2 separate regions of the Homo sapiens genome follow, and region 2 is linked to region 1. A link is an interaction called in ENCODE POLR2A ChIA-PET data of the cell type or tissue named here. Cell type or tissue: CD4-positive, alpha-beta T cell. All regions are shown on one strand. Links, peaks and the distances in the headings refer to the core of each region. The heading gives the core; the rest is flanking DNA.

Region 1 (8,331 bases), core at 217-8,216:
ATTTTTGTATTTTTAGTAGAGAGGCAGTTTTGCCATGTTGGCCAAGCTGGCCTCAAAACTCCTGACCTCAGGTGATCCATCCGCCTCGGCCTCCCAAAGTGCTGGGATTACAGATGTGAGCCACAGCATTAGGCCTATGTGACTTCTTTTAAGGAGCCATTCTTGATCTTCTTCCTCTGCTGAGCTCCCACAGCTCTGTTCATACTCCTTATGGTCCTTAGACTATCAAGTGCTTTAGTTGGATGGGTTCCCTACTAGTCTATGAGCTCCTTAAGGACAGGGAGGAGGACCAGGTCACATCTCTGCCCACCCACCACACGTATCACACAGTAGGGCCTAAGAAATGATTGCTAAAGGAATGAATCTTTTTCACTTCTCTGACAATAAATTGGAAATATTAGAATGTTGGAAAGTTGAAAACTCCTAAGTACTGTATTTCAGTGTTCGTTTCTTTTTTTTTTTTTTTTTTTGAGACAGAGTCTTGCTCTGTCACCCAGGCTGGAGTGCAGTGGTGTGATCTTGGCTCACTGCAAGCTCTGCCTCACGGGTTCACGCCATTCTCCTGCCTCAGCCTCCCGAGTATCTGGGACTACAGGCGCCTGCCACCATGCCCGGCTAATTTTTTTTTTTGTATTTTTAGTAGAGATGGGGTTTCACCGTGCTAGCCAGGATGGTCTCGATCTCCTGACCTCGTAATCCGCCTGCCTCAGCCTCCCAAAGTGCTGGGATTACAGGCGTGAGCCACCGCGCCCGGCCCAGTGTTGGTTTCTTAAAAGCAAGGACCAACCGGGCACTGTGGCTCACGCCTGCAATCCTAGCACTTTGGTAGGCCGAGGCAGGTGGATTGACTGAACTCAGGAGTTCAAGACCACCCTGGGCAACATGGTGAAACCCTGTCTCTACTAAAATACAAAAAATTAGCTGGGCGTGGTGGTGGGGGCCTGTAGTCCCAGCTATTCAGGAGGCTGAGGCACAAGAATTGCTTGAGCTTGGGAGGCAGAGGTTGAGCCGAGATCACACCACTGCACTCTAGCATGGTCAACAGAGCGAGACTCAGCCTCCAAAAAAAAAAAAAAAAAAAAGCCAGAACCTTCTCTTACATAACCATATTTTTTTTTTACTGTGGTTTGCCAGATGTTTCCTTAAATGCCTGGAGAAAAGGAAATAAGGGAAGGAAAAAAGCAGTACAAAAGAAAAGAAAAATTTCCAGGTCTTTGCAGATTGGCTCTATGTTGAATCACTCCTTCTATGCTTAGCCATGCTGTTTGCAACTCTGTCTAAACCTCCACTTCTTGCTTGCACTGAGTCTAAAAATCAGGCAGAGGTGAAAACTCATGGTCTTCCCAGTTTTTCTCTAAGCATGTGTCCTTCTCTTGGCATGTGTGTGGCTTTCTAGATTCCCCTGTAAACATAGAAAACTTTCAAAGCTCTTATTCTCCCCCAAAATATCATTCTCTGGATTTTCCTCTCAGGCTTTCAACATGTCTGTTGTTTGATCTAGCTGTTTTTTTGATTGTTTGTTTTGCCCAGCCCATAGCAGTTCATTCATTTGTTCTTAATTGCTTTTAGGAAAAGTCTGTGTAGCTGCTCTATCCTAGCAGAGTTCCAAGTTAGTTACAACAAAGAGAAACCCTAGTTAGGTTCAAAAGACAAATCCTGGGCCGGCGCGGCGGCTCACACCTGTAATCCTAGTACTTTGGAAGGCCAAGGTGGGTGGATCACCTGAGGTCAAGAGTTTGAGACCAGCCTGGCCAACATGGTGAAACCCCCTCTCTACTAAAAATACAAAAATTATCTGGGCGTGGTGGCGGGCACCTGTAATTCCAGCTACTTGGGAGGCTGAGGCAGGAGAATGGCATGAACCCGGGAGGCAGAGGCTGCTATGAGCTGAGATCACACCATTGCACTCCAGCCTGGGTGAAAGAGCGAAACTCAGTCTCAAAAAAAAAAAAAAAAAAAAAAAAAAAAAAATCAAATCCTATTCCATAGGAACAAGGTCCACTCTGCTCTCTCTAGAACGAGGTATCTGAACAGGGAACACAAGCTGCTGGCTCTAAGATCACTGCTTCTCTAAGGAGGGGATGGGGCTAAGGTAAGCTAAAATACCACAAAAATCTTAGCTGCTTCAGTGGCCTTTCTCTTGGTTAAGCATTTGGTTGCTGTAAACTTTTCTTTTTCTTTTTTTTTTTTTTTTTGAGATGGAGTGTCACTCTGTCGCTCAGGCTGGAGTGCAGTGGCACAATCTTGGCTCACTGCAATCCCCTCCTTCCAGGTTCAAGCAATTCTCCTGCCCCAGCCTCCCAAGTAGCTGGGACTACAGGCGCACGCCACCACGCCCAGCTAATTTTTGTATTTTAAGTAGAGACAGCGTTTCACCATATTGGTCAGGCTGATCTTGAACTCCTGGTCTCAGGTGATCCACCCGCCTCAGTCTCCCAAAGTGCTGGGATTACAGGCATAAGCCATAGCACCCGGCCCGTTGCTGTAAACTTTTAACTGTCTCCTAGCATTCTGATAAGGTTGAATTCCAACAGGTTTTGCCAAGTTTTTCAGTGTTTCTGGGGAGAAATGGATCCCCTACTCTGCCATTTTCAATAATGCCACTTCTAACCTCCATGCCTTTTTATTATACTCAATTTCTATCTTTTTATGTTGTTCTCTCTTTTTTTTTTCTTTGAGGTGGAGTCTCCTCTGTCACCCAGGCTGGAGCGTAATGGTGTGATCTCGGGTCACTGCAACCTCCACCTCCCAGATTCAAGTGATTCTCCTGCCTCAGCCTCCTGAGCAGCTAGGATTACAGGCACCTGCCACCACACCAAGCTAATTTTTGTTTTTCGGTTTTTTTGAGATGGAGTCTCGCTCGGTTGCCTGGCCTGGAGTGCGGTGGTGCAATCTCGGCTCATTGCAGCATCCGCCTCCCCAGTTCAAGCTATTCTCCAGCCTTAGCCTCCTGAGTAGCTGGGATTACAGGCATGCGCCACTGTGTCTGGCTAATTTTTGTATTTTTTAGTAGAGATGGGGTTTCACCATGTTGTCCAGGCTGATCTCGAACTCCTGACCTCAGGTGATTCGCCCACCTCGGCCTCTCAAAGTGCTAGGATTACAAGCGTGAAACACTGTGCCTGGTCAATTTGTATGCTGTTCTCTAAGCCACTTCCTTAGAACCATCTTCTAATTCACTAACACTCTGTTTGTCTATGTCCATCTAAGATAATGTATATCTAGTTTATTGAGGGTTTATTACCAATAACTTACTTTTTTCATTTAGGAAATTATTTTCAGGATTTCTAATTGATTCATTTATTTTTAATTTTTAAAGTTTTCATTTTGAAATAATTTTAGATTTACAGAAGAGCTTCAGAGATAGCATAGCAAATTCTTGTTTATCCTCCACCCAGCTTTCCCTAATGTTAACAGTTACGTAATGTCTTGCATAACTGAGACATTTATCAAAAGTAAGAAACTAAACTTGATATAATACTATTAACTTTATTCAGATTTCCTTAATTTTTCTTTTTTCTTTTTTTCTGTTCAGAATCCAATCCAAGACACCATGTTGAATCTAGTTGTCAAGTCTCAAATCCGTGACTGTACTCAGTCTTTCATTGTCTCATGACCTTGGCATTTTTAAAGAGTACTGGGCAGGTTATTTTGTCTAATGTTCCTCAATTTAGGTTTTTATCTGATGTTTTCTGTTAAGCTAGGGTTATAGATTTTGGGGAAGAATGCTACAGAGGTAAAGTGCCCTTCTCATCACATCATATAAGGGGTTATAAGATATCAGTCTGACATTATTATTTAGGTTAACTTGATCACTTGGTTAAGGTGGTATCTCCATTGTGCAGTTGCTATTTTTCCCTTTCCAAATTCTATGCATTAGAAGTGAGTCACTGAGTCCAGGCAATACTGAATAAGAGAGAAATTGAGCTGTACTTCCCAGAGGGAGATGAATCAAAGAATATGTGTTCTTTCTTTCTTTATTTATTTAGAGACAGGGTCTCACTATATCTCCCAGGCTGTTCTCAAACCCCTGGCCTCAAATGATCCTCCTGTCTTGGCCTCCCACAGTGCTGGGATTATAGGCATGAGCCAATGCGCGAGATCTCTTTTTACGTTTATTCAATTTGTTATTCTTCCTTTATCCCTTTGAGGATCCAAGGCATACTTGTGTTGAAGCCTTTTATTTCTGTTGTTTTTTTCTTAGATTGAGAGTATCTGTGAAAAAGGTCTTTTAAAGATTGTTCTTTTCTTTGCATTTATCTATAGTGAATTACCCTCCTAATTATGGAGGATTTTACTTTGTTTGTTTTTTTGGTTGGTTTTTTTTTTTTTTTTTTTTTTGGTGTTGGTGTTGGGGAATTTGTCCTGTCTACAATTAATTTTAATAAGTTGAGGAAATTTATTTGCAGGTTCATCTTAGAGTGGGAAGTTTTGCAATTTCGTTCTGTTTTGTTTTGCTATAACCTTCTTTCTCACTGCTCTCACCATCCTTATCTAGGGTTTTTGTGAATTCAGTCATGGCCCTGTATGTTTGGCACAGATCCTGGTTTTGTGGCCATGTCTATGTTGGCCTGGTTCCTGGGTATGAGAGTTACAAAAGCTGCTGTCCCAGGCAGCAGAGGGCAGCAGCTTGTTTCAGCCTCTTTTTCTCACCTCAGCCCCTAGTTTTATGAACTAAAACAGATTCCAAGCCACTCTGACTGGAGCATTTTCCTCTATTAGATTACTTTTTTTACTTTGAAAAAAATTTTTTTTTTTTTTTGGAGAGTGGGTCTCACTCTGTTGCGCAGGCTGGAGTGCAGTGGTGCAATTGTAGCTCACTGCAACCTCCACCTCCCCAGGCTTAGGTGATTCTCCACCTCAGCCTCCCAAGTAGCTGGGACTACAGATGCACGCCACCATGCCCAGCTAATTTTCGTATTTTTTTGTATAAACAGGGTTTCATCATGTTGCTCAGACTAGTCTCGAACTCCTGGCCTCAAGTGATCCACCCATCTCTACCTCCCAAAGTGCTATGATTACAGGTGTGAACCACCATGCCCAGCCAAAAATGATGTTTTTAATAGATACAAAAATAAAATAGGTAAGTTCTCATAAAATTACTATATTTAAACAATAGGGGCCAGGCGCAGTGGCTCACACCTGTAATCCCAGCACTTTGGGAGGCTGAGGCAGGCGGATCTTTGAGGTCAGGAGTTCAAAACCAGCCTGGCCAACATGGTGAAATCCCATCTCTACTAAAAACACAAAAGAATAGCCAGGCAGGGTGATGGGCACCTGTAATCCCAACTACTTGGGAGGATGAGGCAGGAGAATTGCTTGAGCCCGGGAGGCGGAGGTTGCAGTGAGCCGAGATCGTGCCATTGCACTCCAGCCTGGACAACAGAGCAAGACTCTGTCTCAGAAAGCAAACAAACAAACAAACAAAAAACCAACAGGGAAAAATTTATGTCTGCAATTTTATTTCAATAAATAAGCACACAAGTAGGTGGTAAGAATACACACACAGAGAGGGAACATCACAATATTTATTGCATTTATTTCTTGGAAATGGTTTTTGATTGTTGTTTTGAGACAGGTCTCACTGCAAACTGCACATCCTGGGCTCTAAAAAACCTCTAACCTCAGCCCCACCCCCAATAGCTGGGACTACAAGTGCACACCACCACACCTGGCTAATTTTTTTTTTTTTTTTAGCGTGTAACCTTTTTTTTTTTTTTTTAATTTATTTATTTTTTATTGATCATTCTTGGGTGTTTCTCACAGAGGGGGATTTGGCAGGGTCACAGGACAATAGTGGAGGGAAGGTCAGCAGATAAACAAGTGAACAAAGGTCTCTGGTTTTCCTAGGCAGAGGACCCTGCGGCCTTCCGCAGTGTTTGTGTCCCTGGGTACTTGAGATTAGGGAATGGTGATGACTCTTAACGAGCATGCTGCCTTCAAGCATCTGTTTAACAAAGCACATCTTGCACCGCCCTTAATCCATTTAACCCTGAGTGGACACAGCACATGTTTCAGAGAGCACAGGGTTGGGGGTAAGGTCACAGATCAACAGGATCCCAAGGCAGAAGAATTTTTCTTAGTACAGAACAAAATGAAAAGTCTCCCATGTCTACCTCCTACTACACAAACACGGCAACCATCCGATTTCTCACTCTTTTCCCCACCTCTCCCCACTTTCTACTCCACAAAACCGCCATTGTCATCATGGCCCGTTCTCAATGAGCTGCCGGGCACACCTCCCAGACGGGGAGGTGGCCGGGCAGAGGGGCTCCTCACCTCCCAGTAGGGGCGGCCGGGCAGAGGCGCCCCCCACCTCCCGGACGGGGCGGCTGGCCGGGCGAGGGGCTGACCCCCCCACCTCCCTCCCGGACCGGGCGGCTAGCCGGGCAGAGGGGCTCCTCACTTCCCAGTAGGGGCAGCCGGGCAGAGGCGCCCCTCACCTCCCGGAAGGGGCGGCTGGCCGGGCAGGGGGCTGACCCCCCCGACCTCCCTCCCGGACGGGGCGGCTGGCTGGGTAGAGGGCTGACCCCCCCACCTCCCTCCCGGACGGGGCGGCCGGCCGGGCGGGGGGGCTGACCCCCCCACCTCCCTCCCGGACGGGGCGGCCGGCCGGACGGGGGCTGACCCCCCCACCTCCCTCCCGGACCGGGCGGCTGGCCGGGCAGAGGGGCTCCTCACTTCCCAGTAGGGGCGGCCGGGCAGAGGCGCCCCTCACCTCCCGGACGGGGCGGCTGGCCGGGCGGGGGGCTGACCCCCCCACCTCCCTCCTGGACGGGGCGGCTGGCCTGGCGGTGGGTGACCCCCACCTCCTTCCTGGACGGGGTGGCTGCCGGGCGGTGACGCTCCTCACTTCTCAGAGGGCGCGGCTTCCGGGCGGAGGGGCTCCTCACTTCTCAGACGGGGCGGCCGGGCAGAGATGCTCCTCACCTCCCAGACGGGGCGGCGGGGCAGAGGCGCTCCCCACATCTCAGACGATGGGCGGCCTGGCAGAGACGCTCCTCACTTCCTAGATGGGATGGCGGCCGGGAAGAGGCGCTCCTCACTTCCTAGATGGGATGGTGGCCGGGAAGAGGTGCTCCTCACTTCCTAGATGGGATGGCGGCCGGGCAGAGACGCTCCTCACTTTCCAGACTGGGCAGCCAGGCAGAGGGGCTCCTCACGTCCCAGATGATGGGCGGCCAGGCAGAGACGCTCCTCACTTCCCAGACGGGGTGGCGGCAGGGCAGAGGCTGCAATCTCGGCACTTTGGGAGGCCAAGGCAGGCGGCTGGGAGGTGGAGGCTGTAGCGAGCTGAGATCACGCCACTGCACTCCAGCCTGGGCAACATTGAGCACTGAGTGAACCAGACTCCGTCTGCAATCCCGGCACCTCGGGAGGCCGAGGCTGGCGGATCACTCGCGGTCAGGAGCTGGAGACCAGCCCGGCCAACACAGCGAAACCCCGTCTCCACCAAAAAAATACGAAAACCAGTCAGGCGTGGCGGCGCGTGCCTGCAATCGCAGGCACTCGGCAAGCCGAGGCAGGAGAATCAGGCAGGGAGGCTGCAGTGAGCGGAGATAGCAGCAGCACAGTCCAGCCTCGGCTCGGCATCAGAGGGAGACCGTGGAAAGAGAGGGAGAGGGAGACCGTGGGGAGAGGGGGAGGGGGAGGGAGAGGGCAGCGTGTAACCTTTGTAACTTCACTTCAGCCTCCACACCTGGCTAATTTTTGTATTTTTTTGTAGTAACAGGGTTTCACCATGTTGCCTGGGCTGGCTGTAAACTCCCAGCCTCAAGTGATCTGCCTGCCTCGGCCTCCCAAAGTGCTGGGATTACAGGCATGAGCCACCACCAGCCGGTAATGGTCTTTAAAGACATTTCTGGACATTTGTGATCAGAGGAAAAACGTTGCCTAATTATCTAATAATTTTTTTAAAATATTTGTTCCATTTTGCAAGCCATTTTATTTTCCTATCATTAGTTGATACCTATGTGTTTGTTTTTATGCCAAGATTGTGTTGTATTTGACTCAAAAAATATGACTGATGGAAGACTCCTCAACAAAATTGGTAGGTAATATTTGTGTACAATTTTTATATTTATATATACCCACATTAGTCATTTCAGAAATGTATGAAGGCGGTAGGAAGATAGCATGAGTAGGATGAGGTACATTGTTTTTCTTCCAATTAGCTATTTCTCTCTTATTTTTTATTTTTGTTTTACTTTATTTTATTTGAGATGGAGTCTCGCTCTGTTGCCCAGGCTGGAGTGCAGTGGCATGATCTCGGCTCACTGCAACCTCTACCTCCTGGGTTCAAGCGATTATCCTGCCTCAGCCTCCCTAGTA
Region 2 (8,331 bases), core at 176-8,175, 100 kb after region 1:
GCTATGTTGGCTGGGCTGGTCGTGAACTCCTGGGCTCAAGTGATCTTCCCACCTCACCCGCACAAAGTGCTGGGATTGTAGGAGTGAGCCATCAGCTAACCTCTTTAACTAGAGCATGGAGACCATTCATATCTGTTGTAATTACAGATATTTTGGATATATGTCTGCCATTATATTTAGTCTTCTAGTTGGCTGGCCTGTGTGTTTGTTTTCTGTCCCTTTTTTTTTTTTTTTTTTTTTTTTGAGACAGAGTCTCATTCTGTCACCCAGGCTGGAGTGCAATGGCGTGGGCTCGGCTCACTGCAACCTCCGCCTCCCGAGTTTAAGGGATTCTTCTGCCCCAGCCTCCCTAGTAGCTGGGACTACAGGCACGTGCCACCACACCTGGCTAATTTTTTTTTTTTTTTGAGACGGAGTCTAGCCCTTGTCGCCCAGGCTAGTGTGCAATGGCGTGATCTTGGCTCAACGCAACCTCCGCCTCCTGGGTTCAAGTGATTCTCCTGCCTCAGCCTCCCAAGTAGCTGGGATTACAGGCATGTGCCACCATGCCCCCGGCTAATTTTGTACTTTTAGTAGAGTCGGGGTTTCTCCATGTTCATCAGGCTGGTCTTGAACTCCCGACCTCAGGTGATCGCCCGCCTCGGCCTCCCAAAGTGCTGGGATTACAGACGTGAGCCACCGTGTGCGGCTTGTATTTTTTTTTTTTTTTTTTTTTTTTTAGTATTTATTGATCATTCTTGGGTGTTTCTCGCAGAGGGGGATTTGGCAGGGTCATAGGACAATAGTGGAGGGAAGGTCAGCAGATAAACAAGTGAACAAGGGTCTCTGGTTTTCCTAGGCAGAGGTCCCTGCGGCCTTCTGCAGTGTTTGTGTCCCTGGGTACTTGAGATTAGGGAGTGGTGATGACTCTTAACTGCCTTCAAGCATCTGTTTAACAAAGCACATCTTGCACCGCCCTTTATCCATTTAACCCTGAGTGGACACAGCACATGTTTCAGAGAGCACGGGGTTGGGGGTAAGGTTATAGATTAACAGCATCCCAAGGCAGAAGAATTTTTCTTAGTACAGAACAAAATGGAGTCTCCTATGTCTACTTCTTTCTACACAAACACAGCAACAATCTGATTTCTCTATCTTTTCCCCACATTTCCCCCTTTTCTATTCGACAAAACCGCCATCGTCATCATGGCCCGTTCTCAATGAGCAGTTGGGTACACCTCCCAGATGAGGTGGCGGCCGGGCAGAGGGGCTCCTCACTTCCCAGAAGGGGTGGCCGGGCAGAGGCGCCCCCCCCACCTCTCGGACGGGGCGGCGGCCAGGCGGAGGCGCCCCCCAACTCCCCAACGGGGCGGCTGGCCGGGCGGGGGCTGCCCCCCACCTCCCTCCCGGAAGGGGCGGCTGGCTGGGCGGAGGCTGCCCCCCACCTCCCAGACGGGCCGGCTGCCGGGCGGAGACGCTCCTCACTTCCCAGACGGGGTGGCTGCCGGGCGGAGGGGCTCCTCACTTCCCAGACGGGGCGGCTGCTGGGCGGAGGGGCTCCTCACTTCTCAGACGGGTCGGCCGGGCAGAGACGCTCCTCAACTCCCAGACGGGGTCGCGGTCGGGCAGAGGCGCTCCTCACATCCCAGATGGGGTGGCGGGGCAGAGGCGCTCCCCACATCCCAGACGGGGTGGCGGGGCAGAGGCGCTCCCCACATCTCAGACGATGGGCGGCCGGGCAGAGACGCTCCTCACTTCCTAGACGGGATGGCGGCCAGGAAGAGGCGCTCCTCACTTCCCAGTCTGGGCAGCAGGGCAGAGGGGCTCCTCACATCCCAGACGATGGGCGGCCAGGCAGAGATGCTCCTCACTTCCCAGACGGGGTGGCGGCCGGGCAGAGGCTACAATCTCGGCACTTTGGGAGGCCAAGGCAGGCGGGTGGGAGGTGGAGGTTGTAGTGAGCCGAGATCACGCCACTGCACTCCAGCCTGGGCAACATTGAGCACTGAGTTAATGAGACACTGTCTGCAATCCCGGCACCTCAGGAGGCCTAGGCTGGCAGATCACTCGCGGTTAGCAGCTGGAGACCAGCCCGGCCAACACAGCGAAACCCCGTCTCCACCAAAAAAATACGAAAACCAGTCAGGTGTGGCGGCGCGCGCCTGCAATCGCAGGCACTTGGCAGGCCGAGGCAGGAGAATCAGGCAGGGAGGTTGCAGTGAGCCGAGATGGCGGCAGTACAGTCCAGCTTTGGCTTGGCATCAGAGGGAGACCGTGGGGAGAGGGGAGGCTTGTATTTTTAATAGAGACAGAGTTTCACTGTGTTGGCCAGGCTGGTCTTGAACTCCTGACCTCATGATCTTCCCACCTCAGCCTCTCAAAGTGCTGGGATTACAGGCAGGAGCCACCGCGCCCGACCTTTTTTTTTTTTTTTTTTTTTTTTTCCCAGGCTGGAGTGCAGTGGTGCAATCCTAGCTCATTGCAGCCTTGAACTCCCCGTGCTCAGATGATCCACCTTAGCCTCTTGGGTACCTGGGACTACAGATTTGTGCCACCGTGCCTAGCTAATTTTTTTTTTTTTTTTTTTTTTGTAGAGACAGGGTTTCATCATATTGCACAGGCTGGTCTTCAACTTCTGGGTTCAAGTGCTCACCTCAGCCTCCCAAAGTGTTGGGATTATAGGCGTGAGCAGCTGCTGTAGGCCCACAAAATGTATTTTTATAGCCTCTTTCCCATCCAGTCGGGGTTTCTGTATTTACATATTGTCACTGAAGTATTTTTATAGCCTCTTTTCCCATCCAGTCAGGGTTTGTGTATTTACATATTGTGACTGAAGTACACTACTGAATGATAATCCTTTTCTCAGATGATTATTTTCTCAATTATTTATCAGATATAATTGCCAGTCAGGTCATCTGATAAGCAAGAAATAACTACTGCTGTTACTTAGTTCAGGTAATTTTCATCAATGCTAAGTAAATTGCTAATTTATTGTAGGATAAAATGTAACTTTTTGGGGCTTTTGGAAAGTCTAAAAATATGTATTCCATGACTGCTATGCCAACCCTAAGTTTTGAAACACTGATGAAAGTTTCCTTTGATTTGTGGGAGTGAGGCAACAATTACATTAGTAAAAACTTAAGGTAGTATATGGGCTGGGCGCAGTGGCTCTCTCCTGTAATCCCAGCTCTTTGGGAGACCAAGGCAAGTGGATCACTTGAGGTCAGGTGTTTGAGACCAGCCTGGCCAACATGGTGAAACCCTACCTCTACCAAAAAATACAAAAATTAGCTGTGTGTGGGCTGGGCGCGGTGGCTCACGCCTGTAATCCCAGCACTTTGGGGGGCCGAGGCGGGCGGATCACGAGGTCAGGAGATCGAGACCATCCTGGCTAAAACGGTGAAACCCCGTCTCTATTAAAAATACAAAAAATTAGCCAGGCATGGTGGCACGCCTCTGTAATCTCAGCTAATCCGGAGGCCGAGGCAGGAGAATCGCTTGATCCCAGAAGTCGGAGGTTGCAGCGAGCCGAGATTGTGCCACTGCACTCCAGCCCGGGTGATAGAGCGAGACTCTCTCAAAAAAAAAAAAAAAAAAAAAAAAAATAGCTGGGTGTGGTGGCACATGCCTATAGTCCCACCTACTTGGGAGGCTGAGGCGGGAGAATTGCTGGAACCCTGGAGGGGAGGCAGAGGTCAGTGAGGTACCTGAGATCGCACCACTGTGCTCCAGCCTGGGCAGACAGAATGAGACCTTGTCTCAAAAAAAAAAAAAAAAAAAAGAGAAAAACTTAAGGTAGTATATTCTCTGTTATTTCTGTGAATGCTAAGTTTACATTACTGCAGATTAGGCCTGAATGATGGTTCTCCCTGCGCAAATGGTATATGCTACTCTATAGGTGTTCACTTGAACGAATATTTATTGCTGCCAGTTGTCAACAATGTTAGATGCTAGAATACAGATGAATAATGTAGGTTCCTGATCTTCAGTTGCTTACATGTTGGTGAGCAGACACACACAGTTTAAATGTGTGTATAGGATTCCAGGGTACTGCTGCCTGTGACAGAGAAAAGCATTGTTGAATTGAGCTTGAGTATTTGGCAAGGATTCCTTGAGCTGGGGAGGCTGAGCCTTAGTTTTCTTAGATTCTTCCTATAGAATCAAGTATCAAGGCTGGGCACGGTGGCTCACGCCTGTAATCCCAGCACTTTGGGAGGCCGAGACGGGCAGATCACCTGAGGTCGGGAGTTTGAGACCATCCTGACCAACATGGAGAAACCCCATCTCTATTAAATTATAAAAAATTATCCGGGCATGGCGGTGGGTGCCTGTAACCCCAGCTACTTGGGAGGCTGAGGAGGAGGAGAATCGTTTGAACCTGGGAGGCGGAGGTTGCAGTGAGCCAAGATCATGCCATTGTACTCCAGCCTGGGCAACAAGAGTGAAACTCCGTCTCAAAAAAAAAAAAAGAAAAAAGTATCAAATTCCTGAAGTTACAATTAAATTGTTAAAACACTTTAAATGTTGTATTCAGAGTTTAGTTTTATTAGAATTTGCTGTTATTTTGCTTTGTTCTATTTTGTTTGAGACAGGGTCTTACTCTGTCACTCAGGAATGCAGTGATGCGATCAGGCTCACTGCAGCCTTAACCTACCTGGGCTCAAGCGATTTCCCCCACTCAAAAAAAAAAAGAGAGAATGTGCAGTATGTCCTTGAGTAAACATGCCTGTGGAACGTGAAGGCAAAAAGGCAGGGACGATTTAGGAGAATACCAAGGCTGGTTTGACCAAGTGTAGGGATTGGAAGGAATAAACAGTTTGCATTTTATTGAGGAGTTGATGGTTTGTGAACAGAAGTTGACAGTTTTTGTTGATAGTGTTTGTTTGTTTCTTTCTTTATTTTTGAGATGGAGTCTCGCTTTATATCCCAGGTTGGAGTACAGTAGCACGATCTCGACTCACTGCAACTTCTGCCTCCCAGGTTCAAGTGATTCTTGTGCCTCAGCCTCCTCTGAGTAGTTGGAATTACAGGCACGTGCCACCACAAACCTGGCTAATCTTTATATATATATATTTTTTTTTTTTTTTAGATGGAGTCTCGCTCTGTCACCCAGACTGGAGTGCAGTGGCGCGATCTCGGCTCACTGCAACCTCCACCTCCCAGGTTCAAGCTGTTCTCCCACCTCAGCCTCCCAAGTAGCTGGGATTACAGGCACCCGCCATCATGCCCGGCTAATTTTTGTACTTTTGTAGAGATGGGGTTCCACCATGTTGGCCAGGCTGGTCTTGAACTCCTGACCTCAGGTGATCCGCCCGCCTCGGCCTCCCAAAGTGCTGGGATTACAGGCGTGAGCCACCGCGCCTAGCCGTATGAAATGTTTTGAATGACAGAGACAGATGAAAGAATGAGAACAGAAGAAAGATTTGACAATTAGGAGACCAGTGGTGACCTAGGGAGTAGCATTTTTCCTACTGTTAGAGTGATAGGGTGATGGAAACCAGAATACAGAAGGTTAAGGAGATGTTTAGTGAGGAAATGGAGGCAGTGAATGTATTCATTTTGTGAAATACAGTTTATGTAGTTGTTGCTTACAAGATAGAACATGAAGTTTCAGGAGTGCTTGGAAGGTAATTTTTCTGAGCCTTTGTTTTTGAGAGTAATCCGGATGTAGAGAACAGTTGAGCGATTCGTTTTTTTTTTGTTTGTTTGTTTGTTTTGAGATTGAGTCTCGCTGTTTCCCAGGCTGGAGTGCAGTGGCGTGATCTTGACTCACTGCAACCTCCGCCTCCCAGGTTGAAGCAATTCTCCTCCCTCAGCCTCTCCAGTAGCTGGGACTATAGGCTCATGCCACTACACCTGGCTAATTTTTGTATTTTTAGTAGAAACAGGGTTTCACCATGTTAGCCAGGATGGTCTTGATCTCCTGACCTCCTGATCCGCCCGCCTGTGCCTCCCAAAGTGCTGGGATTACAGGCGTGAGCCACTGTGCCCAGCCAGTTGAGTGGTTCTTTAGACATATAAGGATGTGGGGTATTTCTCATTAGTGTAGTGTTTTCTTTATTAAGGAATTTTGTATTTGGATTAAAACTGGACCAGATACTTATGTGGCAGGTGTGTTAATGTTTAAATGGATGGCATGACTTTGTTTTGATAGATACATTCTTTAGGTAACAGACATTTTTAAGAAAGTTGCTTTTGGCATGAGTGATTAAGTAATAAGGATGTCAGTAAAATAAAAGCAATATACTTTTACTAAAAAAAGAAAAACCAGGACTTGATATCCTGGATTCATGAGGAAAGTTGAAGAACTATAATGAAAAACTTCTGAAGTATTAAATCAGTATTTATATTTTAGGCTTGTAATAAAACCTAGAGATGATGTAACTGTCTCAAAATGACTTAATAGGTATGTTGAACTTTTATAAATCACTTGTGAAATAAATTGTGAATTTGTGACATTTGAGTGCCAAATGTTGAAATGGTTCCTGCAGAGATGTGAATAATGAGAACTATTATTTTAGGTCATCTGGTCTTCATTAAGAATTGATTTGAAGCCGGGCGTGGTGGGTCATGCCTTTAATCCTAGGACTTTGGGAGGCTGAGGCAGGTGGATCACCTGAGGTCAGGAGTTCAAGAACAGCTTGGCCAACATGACGAAACCCCGTCTCTACTAAAAATGCAAAAATTAGCCAGGCATGGTGGTGGGTGCCTGTAATCCCAGCTACTTGGGAGGCTGAGACAGGAGAATTGCTTGAACCTGGGAGGCAGAGGTTGCAGTGAGCTGAGATCATGCCATTGCACTCCAGCCTGGGCAACAGAGTGAAACTCTGTTTAAAAAAAAAAAAAAAGAATTGATTTGATGCTTGACTGTAGTCGCAGCTGCTTGGGAGGTTGAGGTGGGAGAATCTCTTGAGCGCAGGAGGCAGAGGTTGCAGGGAACCGAGATTGCACCACTGCGCTTCAGCCTGGGCGAAAGAGTCAGACCCTGTCTCAGGAGAAAAAAAAAAAGTATACAATTAAGTTATTGACTATAGTTACCCTATTGTGCTATCAAATAGTGGGTCTTATTATTTTTGTACTCAATAACCATCCCTACCTCCCCCAAGTCCCCCACTACCCTTCCTAGCCTCTGATACTCCATCCTTCTACTGTCTGTGATTATGAGTTCAATTGTTTTGATTTTTAGTTCCCACAACTAAGTGAGAACATGTGATGTTTGTCTTTCTGTTTCTGGGTTATTTCACTTAACATAATGATCTCCGGTTCTATCCACGTTGTTTCAAATGACAGGATCTCATTCTTTTTTATGGCTAAGTAGTACTCTGTTGTGTATAAGTACCATGTTTTATCTATTCACCTGTTGATAGACACTTAGGTTACTTCCAAATCTTAGCTATTGTAAACAGTGCTGCAACAAACAGGAATGCAGATATTTCTTCAATATACTGATTTCCCTTATTTTGGGTATATACCCAGCAGTGAGATTGCTGGATCATATGGTAGCTCAATTTTTAGTTTTTTCCAGAACCTCCAAATTGTTTTCCATAGTAGTTGTACTGTGTGTTGAGTACTGTCATGGTTTTTCTGTTCTTGAAAATAAGAAGCAAGAGTTAAACATTGTGGCTTAGAGTATCAAGAAGCAAAGATGTTGATTTTTTTTTTTTTTTTTTTGAAGACAGGGTCTTGCTCTGTTGCCCAGGCCAGAGTACAGTGGCGGCTCACTGCAACCTCTGCCTCCTAGGTTCAAGTGATTCTCGTGCCCCAGCCTCTGGACTAGCTGAGATTACAGGTGCGTGCAACCACGCCCAGCTAATTTTTGTATTGTTTGTAAAGATAGGGTTTTGACATGTTGGCCAGGCTGATCTCAAACTCCGGACCTCAAGTGATCCGCCTGCCTCGGCCTCCCAAAGTGCTGGAATTACAGGCATGAGCCACCACACCCAGCCTAAGAAACAAAGATTCTTAATCTCTGTGACTGGTTGTGGTCATCATGACTGTAGTAGAAGAAAAATTGTTTTATTGAACTTGTATCCCTAAGAAAGCTGAGGTAGGTTAGCCTATATTTTGATATCTTCCTTCCTTCTGACTGGCCAAAGGGGGAAGGTGGTTTTCCTCCTTTATCCCCTTTCCTGTGAAGCCTTGGGACAGAGTAACTAGTGGGAAGTTAATCTTACTTTGGTGGATGCAGAGCTGGAGACTCAGGGCAGAGGGAGTGTGAGTGTATAAAGACAGAAATATGCCTGAGTCTTTATCACAGACCAAGGTTATTGTGCTGTTGGTATTAAATCTATGAGTTAATTTGTTCTTACTTTCATCCTTTCAAGAGAGGATAGATGGGGATTCCTGCAGCTG

What was found. ChIA-PET counts read pairs that join two places held together with the same protein. Peaks named below come from ENCODE experiments on the same cell type or tissue, not always from the same donor. Only the 100,000 strongest peaks of a DNase experiment are listed, where the experiment ranks them.
Region 2: POLR2A ChIA-PET joins it to region 1 with 5 read pairs; 9 of 35 experiments call an interaction of 5 or more read pairs at or near these places.

The regions. Positions count from the first base shown.
Region 1 is chr9:34,136,144-34,144,474 of GRCh38, reverse strand. No RefSeq gene overlaps it. Among named protein-coding and RNA genes, the nearest start is that of DCAF12, 14 kb to the right of the region's middle. RefSeq lists a silencer at 735-926. In CD4-positive, alpha-beta T cell, for the core only: no CTCF peak of the experiment used is centred there; a DNase peak (open chromatin) is centred at 4,594.
Region 2 is chr9:34,032,236-34,040,566 of GRCh38, reverse strand. All of the region lies in intron 1 of UBAP2 (ubiquitin associated protein 2), which reads left to right. Among named protein-coding and RNA genes, the nearest start is that of UBAP2, 12 kb to the left of the region's middle. RefSeq lists an enhancer at 6,334-7,327. In CD4-positive, alpha-beta T cell, for the core only: no CTCF peak of the experiment used is centred there; no DNase peak of the experiment used is centred there.